Regions from separate parts of the Homo sapiens genome. Here region 1 is linked to region 2. Evidence: chromatin loops called from intact Hi-C (ENCODE). Cell type or tissue: endothelial cell of umbilical vein. All regions are shown on one strand. Links, peaks and the distances in the headings refer to the core of each region. The heading gives the core; the rest is flanking DNA.

What was found. A loop is a pair of places that touch in the nucleus more often than their neighbours do. Peaks named below come from ENCODE experiments on the same cell type or tissue, not always from the same donor. Only the 100,000 strongest peaks of a DNase experiment are listed, where the experiment ranks them.
Region 1: it touches region 2 in a loop (9-fold over the local background); 1 of 110 quality-filtered maps calls a loop at or near these places.

The regions. Positions count from the first base shown.
Region 1 is chr1:186,942,430-186,946,836 of GRCh38, forward strand. It overlaps PLA2G4A (phospholipase A2 group IVA), which reads left to right. Exons shown (of 18, transcript NM_024420.3): 11 at 4,208-4,345. Among named protein-coding and RNA genes, the nearest start is that of PLA2G4A, 120 kb to the left of the region's middle. In endothelial cell of umbilical vein, for the core only: no CTCF peak of the experiment used is centred there; DNase peaks (open chromatin) are centred at 1,732, 2,052 and 2,912; H3K27ac peaks cover 3,109 bases.
Region 2 is chr1:186,760,989-186,765,395 of GRCh38, forward strand. No RefSeq gene overlaps it. Among named protein-coding and RNA genes, the nearest start is that of PLA2G4A, 66 kb to the right of the region's middle. In endothelial cell of umbilical vein, for the core only: no CTCF peak of the experiment used is centred there; a DNase peak (open chromatin) is centred at 2,243; H3K27ac peaks cover 2,171 bases.

The DNA of each region.
Region 1 (4,407 bases), core at 333-4,332, 180 kb after region 2:
ATACCTCAGGCTAGTCATGTAATCTCTGATTCTTATTTTCCTCCTTATTTTAAAAAATATATTAACCCTAAGATTTATCTTCCAGAGCTATTAAGGCAATAATATGAAATATGCATAAGATGAGACTGAAAACTATAAAGAGGCATACAAATATAAAAGTTTGTTTTTATTGTCATGATTGTTCTGGACTTTTCACGGTGGTTATATTTTATTCTGAATTTTTAGTCAATAGCCATTTTCCAAGAAAACTTAACTAAAATAATTAAAGAATAAATAATATTTGGGTGAGTGGATATTCTGGGTTCTTTTAGACTGAAAAAATGCTGTTTTATATTCAGTTAGTAGTCTTTGGACCTGGATGTGTCTTCTTTTGACATCTGCTTCACTGCAGTACTGCTACTGAGATGAGTGGTGCATCATTAACCTTCATTGTTAAGCTTCTGTCATAAGGCGGGTTGAGCTGTGTCTTCCAACAGATTTAGACAAAATCATTAAACATTAATTATATGAATCTTGTACCCAGATAAGACATCTTAAGGTACATGTCTTGAGTGTTCAAGTAGCTTTACTTGAGTTACTGGGAAAAAAAGAATAGAGACACGTCTGTAATTTATTCTTCCAATATATGCTTAGATTGAAAGTGGCTGTGTAGAAGAAAAAGTTGAGATAGTCTCTGAATTATATTTTTAAAAGTCAAATAATCAAATTAGCTTACAGAAGCTTTATTAACAATTTTACTTCAACAATACCGGATAATATTTTCCCTTCCTCTTGGAATAATTTTAAACACACCTTTCATTTAGAAATTTCTTGGAAATTTTCAACAAATAAACATTGGTGTTTAAACTGTTAGAAATTCCTGACTCCTCCACTACATCACATTGCTGAAAGGACTTAAAACGTTCATTTAAAAATTTCCACTGGTGAATAAACTGCATTTATGGATTACAACTTATGGTTATGAACTTAGCATCATGCTAAATTTTTTGACAGACACTTTAGAAGTACAAATATAGTATTTTTCCTCAAGAAAGTTATAATCCTATTGAAAGAGACAAAAATAAAGCATGGAAAAATTCCTATAATATACCTAGACCTGACATAAGTGTGTAGACCTGACATAAGGGTGAGATGTCATAGAGATTTAGTATAGTTGTAAGAAAGGGTGATGAAACTTGGATTTAAGTCGAATGTAGAAGGATCTATCAAGTACGGGTAAAAAGATACCTTTGTGTGGAAACAATATGAGAAAATGCTCAGAAGGGAAGCCAGAGTTATGTTTTGGGCATCACTATTAAAAAAAACAACTAGTCTAGGACTTATGCACACATTGGTGAAGAAAAGGTGTTGTATTTGGAGGCACCAATAGTCCCAAGTTATGGAATGATTTTAATTCCAGACAGAAATATTTTTATTTGATTTTGATGATAATGGAAATAGTTAATGCTTTTGTGCAGGGCAATAAAATTATTTATGTAGTGTTTTTGAAAAAGTCACTTTGGTGACCAATAAAAACAGAATGGAAAGGAATGAAACTGGAAGCAGAGATATCACTGTGCTTTTGTGATAAGGCCCTGGAACTAGGGACATACTGATAAGAAAAGAATAGATGGATATGAGAGGCCTAAAGGTTATCGGTGTGATGCAATGATGGATTTGATAGAGTGATAGCATGGTTTACTGAAATAGGTAAGCTGGCCCGGGAAGAAGGGTGATGAGTTCTTATCTAGGTAAGTATAGTGGGAGGAGATGACAGAATATCTGAGTGTAAGGGCCCCAAAGGAAGTTGAAAGTACATGGAAGCGCAGGAGAGAGGTTGGAGTCAAAAGGTAGAGTCACCAGCAGGAGAGAATTAGTTGAAAACTAACACCGTGAGTTCTTCAGTGAGGGGTGCAGAGCTCATTTTAGCTTTTGAGAATGCCTAAGTTACTATGTGCCCAGGCCATGGCGCTAATCAAGAAGAGATCGCTAGAAAAGCAGGAACCAGGAAGTTGTTATGCCTCAGTTCCCATGATAGGGTTGTGAAATTGAGAGATAGGAAATTACTTGTATGAATACAGGAATTTTCCTAACAGCCTCTGATTCATTGCTAGTTATGTCTCACAAATTCCACGTAAATCGTTGTAAATCACACCACTTTCTGATGAAGAATATATGTACCATTTGGCTTTGACATATAATGAATTACAATGTTATCAAAATTGTGATTTCATCACTTCCTTCATGAAAGGAAGGTGTTGTGACCTACCATTGAACAAACAATAAATATAGATCCACAATTCCTTTTCCAAACCTTTGGTGACATGTGTTTTAGAATTCAAAATGTTTGGATTTTGGAGATATAAAGATACTCATATTGTGTATTACCTAATACCCCATTGGGTTCTTATAATCAGTGATATTTCTCCAATAGGATATATAAATATCCACATTGAGTGGGATAAATGAATTATAAGAGCCCCCACTAACATTCAAGCCTGATTTCTCACTAAATGAATTCAGATTAGATTTTACAAACAAATGAGTAACAAAGAAGCTTATGAATTTTTGAATTGTTTGGATTTTGTATTGTTGGATAAGATATTACAGACATATTATAATTTCAGAAAGAGAAAAGCTAGAAAAAAAAATGAAGTGGGTTAGAGAATTATGAGTTGGGCAGGGGTGGATGATGTTGGGATTTTAAAATGGACCATCAGCAAAGACCCTAAAATAAAGATTAAGTAGGAGCAAGCATTATAACTGCAGAAGGGAATAGCAAGTGTAAGGTGCTGAAGTGGGAATGAACTTGACTTCTTTGAGGAACAGCAAGAAGATCTGTGCCGTGTGGCTGAAGTGAAGTGGGATACGCAAGACAAAATGTGATAGAACATTGTTAGGAGGGATGTGGTCACATCACACAGGGAGTGGGATCTAGGCCAGGACGGAAACTTGTCGGCCCTGTTTTTATTTTCAGTGTAATGGGAAGCTTTCAGATGACACTGGTGTGCTGTGATTTATATTTTTAAAGATTTATTCTGGCTATGGGATATCAAAAAGATAATAAGTGAACAGAGTAGAAGCATTTTAGGAGGTTATTGTGGAGGTCCAGGAGAGAGAATACAGCAATTTGTATCAGTACGATCACAGTGGACAAATGGATAAGTGACCAGGTTCTAAACATACCTCGTGATAGAGCCTACAGCACTTGATTTTTCCTGTGTAAGCTATAAGGGAAAAGAGAACCATCAAGGGTAATCCTGAAGTGAGTAGTGGCATGAATAATATAGTACCATTTACCAACAAGAAGAAGAATGAAGGAGTTGCAAATGTAGAAAATGGGAATCAGAAACCAGGAGTTCTTGCTGAAGACATCAAGATGCAGATGATAATTAGACATAGTCGTAGCCATGGGAATACATGAAACATAAAGTGGCTACTATTTATTGAGCAATTAAAATGTGCTATGTCCTCTTCTAAGCTCCTTACATTTCTTAACTCAGTGGATCTTCAAAACAATCCTACACACTATCTACTTGTGATATGTGATTTTATTCACATTTTATAGATTAGGGACCTAAGACAGAGAGAATAATACCCAAGTCAGTAAGCACAGCTCATAAGCAGCAAAATAGGATTTGATCCCAGACAGTCCAGCTCCAGAGCCCCCGCGCTTAGACAGTATACATCTCTGGCACTATTACCATGTTTTTCTAAGGCATTCAACCTAAAAACTTTGTATTGCAATCTTGTGGAGTTAGAATAGACAGTTAGTGAGCAAAATTGAAGTGAAGGTGAAGAAAAGATAAATGTTAGAAAACATTTTATTTCATTTTAATAAACTGTTTGAATTGCTTAGAAGAGTTTAATTTATTCTGTATGCTCCATGAAATTTATATCTAGTTAGCAGTTTTCAGTTTCCTGTTCTGTAGAATGAAAACTGGCTTCAAAAAGACATCTGAGTTTTTAAATAGAAAAGTGCATCTAATTTCTGCAAATTAGAAGGGATCTTTTTGTATCGTCTTGTCTTATTCACCTCTAAGCGTTTTTCCCCCAACTTCTACACAATGTCATATACATAATGGGCATTTGGCTAATGTTTTCATTTTGATATTTTAAATACATGAATGAGAATAAGCATAACATTATTAAAGTGATCATTAATTGTGCACACCATGCCATAGCATTTTCCTATTAATGGATTGCCTTGTTTTTAAAATACTTTCAGATTGGGTTGAATTTAGTCCATACGAAATTGGCATGGCTAAATATGGTACTTTTATGGCTCCCGACTTATTTGGAAGCAAATTTTTTATGGGAACAGTCGTTAAGAAGTATGAAGAAAACCCCTTGCATTTCTTAATGGGTAAGTGATCAAAATAAAAATATATCATTGACTTGCTTGACTATTTTGAAACCTGGGATATT
Region 2 (4,407 bases), core at 269-4,268:
AGAGCTTGGCCTCCTGCAGGGATGATTTGCAAATGTGTTGGGCACAAATTTTCTAAATTTACTCAAGGTGAAAAAGAATATCAGCCCGAAGATATGAATGTAATATAGATCATGCAATAGAAAATGTAGCCTTAATTGTTTTGTAATACATCCTATAGTTTGATGACTGCTTCAAAAGGGAAATTAAAGAGTAAAAATGTGTTAGTGTTTTGTATAGCACTAAAAAAAAAGCAGTAAGAGGCCAGCTATATCTGGTGGTTATAAATGTTCAAATCACTTAGAAGAATGTGTTTTCTGTAGTTAAAATGGGATAATTCTCTGCATTTACCATAATCTGTAAATACAGACACTTATCAACATTCTTCAGGTCCATTTTGCTGTATCTTTATTCTCATTATAATTCTGATTATTAATTTTAATAGATATTTAGGCCATGCCATTGAATATTTGTCACAAGTCACTCATTATTTTATGCTCTTTGAATGAGTTAATTTAGTTTTCTAGCAACTCTCAGTTTTCTGTTTCACTGACAAAGAAACTCAGAATCACACTGAGGAAGTGACTTTGAAAATGGGGCTACTAGAAACCCAGCTGATGAGTTGCAGGGTTGAATTTCAGATAGATTTATCTGATGCTGAATGCCTTGATCTTAGCTAATGCAGTATCCTGCCTCTCATAGGAAATAGAGGCTGGTATTGGAAAGGGGATAGTGAAAAGTTATATCTTCAATTAAAACAAATGGATTTACCTTCTTTTTTATATCTTGTGTGAGTTTTGTTGATTTTTGTGGTGTACCCTCTGTCTTTCAGGTGGAAAAAAAGTAAAGAAGATCAAAAGCCCAGTATTATGCATTCATTGTTGGTATGACTTATATTGTTGTTAAAAGATACTCCATCTCCTGTCTACTAAATATCAGACATTACTCATTTTTGCTTAAGAAACATTTCCCAGATGGTCTCAATTTTATTTTGTGTGCTTCCTAGATCTGACTGTATGTCCAAAGTCACCTGTTTCAAGAGTACATTGTGTATCTCTCTCCATTAGGAATAAATCACTGATCTCATCTTCAGTATTTTAAAGTAAAAAGATTAATTCTCTTTGGATCATAAAATACTAGGACCAATTTAAATGAAACATGTGACATTTGCATAAATTTGTTCTTGCTTTGGTTTTGGTCTTCTCATTTTATTCAAACACAAAAATTCTTGTAACACTAATAATAAACTCTACTCTATCCTCACGCTGTCTTGCGGCTGCAGCTACTGGACCAAGATAGCTCTGGACTATCAATGCTGGTACTAGATACTTCTATATAAATTTTTATTATAACTCCAACATCTGAAATGTAATGGAGATTATAGTTCATTAATGTTACTATTCTCTTTAAATATGGCGCCTGTTTATTTCTACCTGTTTTTACAGAACACTCATAAGACCCTATTCTGTTTGCACCTGACAATTTAATCTGTGTGTTGTCTCCCTCTGGCTGTGAGATTAATATATTTTGACCATTCTATGAATTGCTTGAAAATAGACCTTATACACTAGTATTTGAAAGTTTGTCTTGTAATACCTTGCAAAACTTCATACACTTTTTGTTATCATACTAACCAAAAAAATATACGTGGAAGGGTAAAGATCGATAAATCAATTGGCTAAGTAAGTGATTGAGATTTCTGCTTCCTTTTATTTCTTCCCTGTTATAGATTCAAATTTAGAATTTCTATAGTTATATATGGAAATAAGGCCTATTCATTCAACAGTCATTTATCAGTAGTCACTGAATTTCCTGCCCTGGGAATCACAGTCTAGCAGCATAAGCAGAAAGGTTGACAAAGTAAACAACTAGAGTGGAAAGTCTAATCAGACAACTTTGCTAAGGTGACCACTTTTAACTCTCTACCATTTTTAATTCATTCTTGTCTCTGAAGGGTGCTTGTGCAGTCACAACTATGTATTCTTTTGTAAAACAGCTTACAGGGGAAAAAATTGCTGATAGTGTTGTTCATTTACATTTAATCATATTTAAAACCAATTTAGACTAGCTTGGATATTAAGGAAATTCACTGATTTATATTATTCCATAGCAACCTGACGTTAAAGAAAATATTAAACCAAGAAGCTTGTGTGCACAAATAGACTTGCCTTTGCATTGGGGAGTCCTAGAGAATTCCAGAAACATGAGCTGATCTTTTAGTAACCATAACAATGTTATCAAACACAAACATACAAGGCATTCTTTTCCAAAGTTGATCTGGAAACATTGGGATTTCCTACCTAAGGCTGTTTTCATTGGAGAGGGGTTTAGTAGGGTGAAAAGTTTACACAGTAAGAAGTAATGGAGAATGGGAGATAGAAGTCTCAATATCATATCCTCTGTTTTTCTTTTCTTGCTGTGATTGACTCATCTCATGACTACAGTGACTTATTTGACCTGTCTATGCCACAGTTTACTAACCAAACTGTGACACGACACTGCTGAGAGTTTGATTTACCATCTCTTTGTGTATTGTTGACATTCACCACTGGAGGATAAGTACTAAAAAACTATATTAGACAGGATTTTTGCAGGGGTCTAATTTCATTAATAAGAAATGTTTGGAAAAGGCAAAACTATAGAGATAGAAAGCACCTCAATACTTGTCTGGGGTTGATGGTTAAACTGGAAAGTGACTGCAAAGGGGAAGAGGGAATGTTCTGAGGGGATAGGAGTGTCCTTAGAGGAAACCGTGGTGATGGTTGTACTGCAGAACTGCGTACATGCACTAAAAGCCATTGAACTCTATATTAACATCGGGTAGATGTCAAGGTATCTAAATTATACCTCAATAAACAGGTAACTTTCCTGTTGCTCCCACTTCAGTGAGAGAAAAGGCAGAGTCCTTACCATGACCCCAAGGATTGGCATGATCTGGCCCCTTTCCTGCTTCTTTGTTCTCAGCCTTCTCCCCTCACTCACCCACTCAGCCACCTCCTGCCTCTGGGCCTTTGCACTGGCTGTCCCTTTATCTTAAACAATCATCTCTGTATCTGTGTGAGTCCCTTCCTTTCCCCCTTCAAGTCTTTGTCCAAATGTCACCTCCTGAGAGAAGGCTTTCCAGACAACTCTACTAAATTGCAACCTTCCCACCTATCTTCTTCCCCAGCTTTGTTTCTCTTCGTGGCACTTATCACCATGTGTGGATTTTTACATGCATACTGTACATTTTTCTTATTTGTCTGGTATACTGTTTGTCCCTGTCCATCTTCCACCTCCCTATCCTACCTTCAACTAGAAACCTGGGCTCCAAGAAAGCAGGGTCTTCTTTGTCCATAGCCGTGTCCCCAGCATTAGCACAGAGCCTAGCGTGTAGCAGTAGCTCAAAACACCTTAGTTAAAGGAATGAATGGCAGAGCGGTGGGCTCTGTGTCTGAACCTCTGGATAAAGCAGGAGCAGATGGTCTAGGGCGTGAGTCTGGGCCCAGGGACTGCCATATCTGTGCTAGTTTTCATGGAGGTAGAGGGGACGATGGTGGTAGCTGTGGACAGTGATGGCTAAGACACTTTCTGATCTTGGACCTGCATATCTCATCTCACAATTTCCAGGGACATCCCCTAAGGGCCCCAGGAGGTAGCCAAAACCATAACGGATGTACAGGGGCCACAGGAATCCAGGCTTTCTAGCACATCCTCACTGGTCATCTGAATATACCAAGAGTATCAGATAATCCCACCTCATCCCAAGATGTTTCACGATGCATTCATTACCCACCTGAAGAACACCTGCTCTGTGCCTGCCCCTGAGCCTGACAGTGCTGAAGACAGCACTATTAGGGTGGTGACTGAGACAGTCCTGGCTCTGCCCTCCTGGGGCCCTCAGTCTGGTGTTGGGGAGAAAGACAGCTCAGTCACTGCACAGTGACCACCCAGAATGAGCAGGGCAGGGGTAGGGAAATCATAGCTGGGGCGGGGTGGGGGGGTGCCGCGGAAGCCCAGAGGTGGCACCTGACCGTCTGAGGAGGTTCAAAAAGGGGTTCCCAGGAAAGGGAACATCTGACATCTGCAGGACTAGTAGGATCCACCTGGTAAAGAGAGGAGAAACATGGGCAAAACCTGGGAGGAAAGAGATGGTGAGGCAAACTCCTGGAAATAAAAGAGGTTTACAACGACTGACCCTCCTCTAGTCCAGTGGTTTTCAAGGAAGAGGAATTTTTCTCCCTCGGAGACACTTGGCAGTGTCTGAAGACATTTTTGGTTTGTCACAACTGGAGAGGAGTATGTACTGCTAACATCTCATGTGTAGGGGCCAGGGACAGCTTCTTAACAACGAAGAACTTGCCAACCCAAATTATCAGTAGTGCTGAGGTTGAAAAATCCTAATCTGATCTGAAGAAGAGAGTCAGGTTATGCAAAGCCTTCATCTGCTA